Regions from separate parts of the Homo sapiens genome. Here region 2 is linked to region 1. Evidence: chromatin contacts called from ENCODE Hi-C or POLR2A ChIA-PET data. All regions are on one chromosome and are shown on one strand. The core of a region is the stretch at or near the end of the contact, and the rest is flanking DNA. Distances in the headings are between cores, read along the strand shown.

The links. Hi-C counts contacts between places; a loop is a spot of excess contacts on that map. ChIA-PET counts read pairs that join two places held with the same protein, here RNA polymerase II (POLR2A). Pooled maps may share reads with other maps.
Region 2: a map of Calu3 shows a loop between it and region 1 (2.1-fold over the local background). The contact joins two enhancer-like sites. A Hi-C loop is called at or near these places in 1 of 168 maps with a recorded cell type or tissue (Calu3) and 1 of 50 pooled maps. POLR2A ChIA-PET finds 5 or more read pairs at or near these places in 2 of 52 experiments (BJ and activated CD4-positive, alpha-beta T cell).

Annotation. Positions count from the first base shown.
Region 1 is chr11:78,906,363-78,909,005 of GRCh38, reverse strand. All of the region lies in intron 6 of TENM4 (teneurin transmembrane protein 4), which reads left to right. Among named protein-coding and RNA genes, the nearest start is that of TENM4-AS1, 190 kb to the left of the region's middle. Within about 2 kb of position 1,350, at least 2 of the 41 ENCODE cell types and tissues checked have a DNase peak (open chromatin) inside an H3K27ac peak, as active enhancers do.
Region 2 is chr11:78,945,799-78,948,441 of GRCh38, reverse strand. The region is part of intron 6 of TENM4 (teneurin transmembrane protein 4); the gene reads left to right. Among named protein-coding and RNA genes, the nearest start is that of TENM4-AS1, 150 kb to the left of the region's middle. Within about 2 kb of position 1,326, at least 2 of the 41 ENCODE cell types and tissues checked have a DNase peak (open chromatin) inside an H3K27ac peak, as active enhancers do.

The DNA of each region.
Region 1 (2,643 bases), core at 101-2,600:
ATTAAGGTCTAGGTCTGTGAGATCCCCGAGCTCTGCTCTTGTATCTTTGCCAGCTGTCCTCCCAACCACTGACTACTTGTCAAGGATGAGGCTTATCCCCATCTTTTAATCCATCAAGTCCCTGCATACAACAAGGGGCTGTTTAATATTCCTGGCTGATTAACACTAGGGCCTTCTCCTTATGGCACACCTTCAACCCAGGGCAGAGAGGTATGGATTTGGGTAGCAGCCCCTGCCTGGTTTGCTCTGAGATGCTAGTCTAATGCAGAAAGGAGCTTTCATCTTTGAATACATGGTGAGCCCATGTGTCTGGTTTTATTCTGAGTGTCAGGGCTACAGCCATTCTCATCAGTTTCTGAACTGCAAGTTCAGCTACAGGCACCCTCCTGCGACTAGAGCTCCTAGGAGCCAGCAGGTTGTCCAGAGTGGGATTCAGTGTAATAAAATAGTATCACACTTCTGTTAGATATGTTCTGCTCTTTTTCTCTCAAGGTTTTTTGCTTTGGAACCCCTGTTGTAAACGCTGAAGAGTGATCACCATGGTGATGATTCAGGGCTTTGCGATTTATTCATTCAACATGACTTTATTGTAATTGTGGAATTAATAGTTACCATTTTTCAGAATTCCTATATTCCAAGCATGGTGCTAAGTACTCACATACATTATCTCTTTTAATTCTCATAACAATCCTATAAGGTGGGCGTTATTTCCATTTAGTGATAAGAAAACTAAAGCTCCAGAGAAAGTAAGTGACTTGATGACAGTCACACAGCTTCTAAGTGGCAGAGCCAAAACTTGAACTCAGGGCTCTCTGACACCAAAGCCGAGTCTCTTTCTCTTACATACGGCTCTGCCCAGCATTGTAAAGGAGCCTCACTATGATCTTGGTTCAGGGAGGTGCAGCCAGGAGGTTTCGGTGTTCAGGATTTCTGTGCATCTAAAATGAAAACTGCCTAACGTGTTGGAGGACACTAGTAACTGCAAATATATTTAAGAACTTGTAGGAAGCAAAGAAACTTCCTGGAAAACCAGGCTTGCAAAACTCAGGTAAGCAAGTGACCTTTACTGGCAGTGGTGTGCACAAATAGCAGTAAAATGACTCACATTTGGGCTTGATTCACAGATATACTTGGTAGCTATATCTGTAAGAAGAGGGTATAAATTGGAATTTCCATCACAGCTTTGCAAGTGTACCAATGTGTACTCCCAGGTAGCGTGAGAGAAGCAACTGCTTGTGCAGGCAAAAAGCCCAACTACCTGAGTTGTTGTTCTTTCCCCGACATTCTGTAAATATTTACTGAGGGCCTACCATGCATCAGGCACAGCTCTGTGCGGACGCTGGGGATATGGAAAGAAATGACACATGGGTCTTTCCCTCAGGGCTTAGTAGGAGTTGATGGTACCCATGGCTCTTCATCCTCCAGAAAGTGGTGAAGTAGGAAAGTGTGCCCTTTCACACACACACTGACCAAGGACCGAAGAGAAGTGAGTTGTTGCAGGTCACCCAGCCAGTAAATAGAAACTATAAGAGAGTTCTCTCTTAGGCCATGTTTATCTTGTTCACTGTTTTATTCCCAATACCTAGTGTACAATACTTGGCACAGAATAGGCATTCAATAAATGCTGAATGGGTGAACTGATTCTGAGATTCCCTCCAAAGACGAGGGTGCATATTTGTCGGGGGATAAAAGAAGTCTCCTCTGTAGCCTCTCACCTCTGTCTTCCCTCCTGGCCATAGGAGCAAAAAAAAAAAAAAAAAAGGAGTCCATTCAGACCAGAGGAAACATTTGCTCTTTGGGAAGTTAATGTTTCTTTCTGGGGTTTGTGAGTGAGGTTTCCATTGCTGAGCTCCCAAATACAGAGCTTTTCCTTTGGGAACCCAGGAAACATCAAGGTCCCCTTTCTTAACATTCTCAAGCTAGAAAGGGTGAGGGAAGGGAAATAAAGGGCCTAGCTCAAGCCTCTGCAACTCTGGCTCCAGGCAAATAAGTGAAGGCCTGCATAGACCCATGGTCTAGCAGGCCCAGAGTGGTCTACTATGATTTTTTGCACACAAATTGCCCCACATGAACCTCACTTGCTTGCACTGACAGCTCAGGCCATTCACATGGCTATTCATTCAATAAACTTAATTGAGCATCTGCTCAGTTCTAGGCTCTGTGTTCACCCAGCACAGAGAAGAGAAGATAGGGACTTTCACACCTCCCAGAGGAGGCAACATGTGGACATCAGTATGCATGCTCTTGGGGAGGAAATGAAAATGAGAGGTCTGGGTTGCCTGCTGTCAGCATTCAAGAGGAAAAGGACAGATCAAGGAAGTCTTTCTGGACGGGGAGGCAGTTGAGCTGAGAGCTCAAAAGATAGAAAGGATTTGGCCCAGAACATTCCTTGTCCCCATAGAAAACATTCCTTGTCCCCATAGGAGAATTTCCTTTTAGAAGTTAGTTTTTAGACCTGGACCAGTGATCTTACTTAAAATTTCATCATTGCAGGACTTTTGACAGTTCTCCTGAACATTTATCAAGCCAGAGCCTGGTGTCCCCATTAGTCACAAAGCAAATGTCTGTAGGCTTGCCTGCCTCAGACATCAGATGCTACTGTCTTCACTGAGGACCTTTTTCCTGCATTTAGCCATGGACAGA
Region 2 (2,643 bases), core at 77-2,576, 39 kb before region 1:
GATCACTGCCACTGCATTCCAGCCTGGGCAACAGAGCAAGACTCCGTCTCAAAAAAAAAAAAAAAAAGACAGTTGGGAAGAATTGGAGAAATTTTAAACTATAGTATGTATGTTAGGTGATATGGAATAATTATTCATTAATAGTCATATTGTGGTTAGATGATAGAATGCTCTTATTCTTAGGAGATGTGTGCTGATATAAAGTGTACTGAAGTCTACAACTTTCAGATGATTCAGAAAAACTTTTTATGCATCGAGATGAAGTAATGTGGCAATATATTAACTGACAGATTTAGATGAAGAGTATATGGGCTTTTCTGCACTATTCTTTCAACTTTTCCTTAGGGTTGAGATTTTTCAAAATAGAAAATGGGAGTGCCTGTACTTAGATTGGCTAGAGACTGGACAATAGCAATTGGGTTTTGGAAAGATTTCTTGGGACGGGTGAGATTGGGTGCTTTTTTTCATGAGAGCCCACCCTCACAACCAAGCAATGCTTTACACCAAGCATTGACTTCGCCTCTTGGAATACAGAACCCCTCCAAACCTTTACAGAGAACCGATGGTTTGGCAGTTGTGATAAAACAGGCCCTTCCTGGGCATGGAGGGAACTTCAGCAAGGCACCGGATCCAGTAATGGGAACCACATTGGCAGAAGTGTAGGGAGCTCCACCCCAGAAATAGCCCTTCTGTGCCGAGGCAGGACAACTGGAATGAATTATGCACATTCATACTTGTTAAACTGCCTTGGCACCAGAAGTGATCCTCGTAACCTGAGCTTTACAGCAGCACAGCCATACTTAAAGTTGGGTCAGCCTTGCCCCCGCACTCTCTCTGTCGGAGGTTTATAGCTAAGGCATAAAACAATTCAGCATGAGCTGAAACATGAAAACCTCCTCCAGATTGCAAAGGTAAACTTCTCTTTTTAAAGTTTTCTGAGGAGGCAGTGTTTGGGAATAAAGTCTTGTCTGTCTCCTTCTGCTTTTCCAGGTCCCCACACACCCTGTCCCCACCTCACTCCCTACCTCAAGCCTAGACCACAATCCAGTCACACACAGAAGCTGCTGCATCCTGTAGTTGGAGGGTTCTGTTGTGACCAGGGAGTCTTGGTTTCTGAAACTGAGCCTTGAAGCTGTCTGGCCTTGGGCAAGTTGAGTCCCCTCTCTAAGCTTCAGCCTCTTGGTTATTTATAGACAATATTTATTACAGGGTTATCCAGACCATACAGGTGTGTGGTCACTGTGTACGTGAGACCAGTGCACACGGTGGGTACTCTGTAAACAATGAAGTTTGCCTCATGTATCGATTCTTCCTTTCCTGAAAGATTTCTCTGTACAATGGAATGTTGTTTGACAGCATTTTACCCACAGTAGAATTTCTTTCAAAACTGGAGTCGGTCCTCTCAAACCCTGCTTCTGCCTTATCAACTATGTTGATATGATATTCTAAATTCTTTGCAGTCATTTCAACAATGTTCACAGCATCTTCATCAAGAGTAGTTTCCATCACAAGAAACCACTCTCTTTGCTCATCCATAAGAAGCAACTCCTCATCCATAAAAGTTTTATCATGAGATGGCAGCAATTCAGTTACATCTTGAGGCTCCACTTCTATTTTTCTTGCTACTACCAACACACCTGCAGTTACTTCCTCCACTGAAGTCCTGAATTTCTCAAAGTCACCCGTGAGAGCTGGAATCAGTTTCTTCCAAACTCTTGTTAATATTTCACCCCTCTCCTATGAATCTTGAGCATTCTTAATGGTATTTAGATTGGTAAATCCTTTCCAGAAAGTTTTCAATTTGCTTTGCCCAGATCCATCAGAGGAATCACTATCTATGGCAGCTATAGTCTTATAAAATGTGTTTCTTAAACAATACGATTTGAAAGTCAAAATTACTTTTTGATCCACGAGCTGAAGAATGGGTGTTACATGAGCAGGCATGAAAACAACATTCATCTCCTTAGTTATCTCCATCAGAGCTCTTGGGTGACCAGGTACATTGTCAGTAAGTGGTAATATTTTAAAAGAAGTCTTTTCTTCTGAGCAGTAGCTCTCAACAATGGGCTTAAAACATTCAGTAAACCATGCTGTAAACAGATGTGCCATCATCCAGTCTTTGTCATTACATTTAAAGAGCACAGGCAGAGTAGATTTAGCATCATTCTTAAGGGCACTGGGATTTTGGGAATGATAAATGAGCACTGCCTTCAACTTCAACTCACCAGCTGCATTAGCCCCTGACAAGAGAGTCAGCCTATCCTTTGAAGCTTCAAGCCAAGCATTGACTTTTCCTCTCTAACTATGAAAGTCCTAGATGACATCTTCTTCCAATAGAAGGCTGTTTTGTCTATGTTGAAAAACTGCTGTTTAGTGTAGCCACCTTCATCAACAATCTTAGCTAGATTTTCTGGATAACTTGCTGCAGTTTCTCCCATCAGCACGTGCTGCTTCACCTTGCACTTTTATGTTATGGAGGCTGCTTCTTTCCTTAAACCTCATGAACCAACCTCTGCTTGCTTGAAACTTTTCTTAGACAGCTTCCTTGTCTCTCTCAGACTTCACAGAATTGAAAAGAGTTAGGGCCTTTGCTCTGGATTAGGCTTTGGTTTAAGGGAGTGTTGTGGCTGGTTTGGTCTTTTA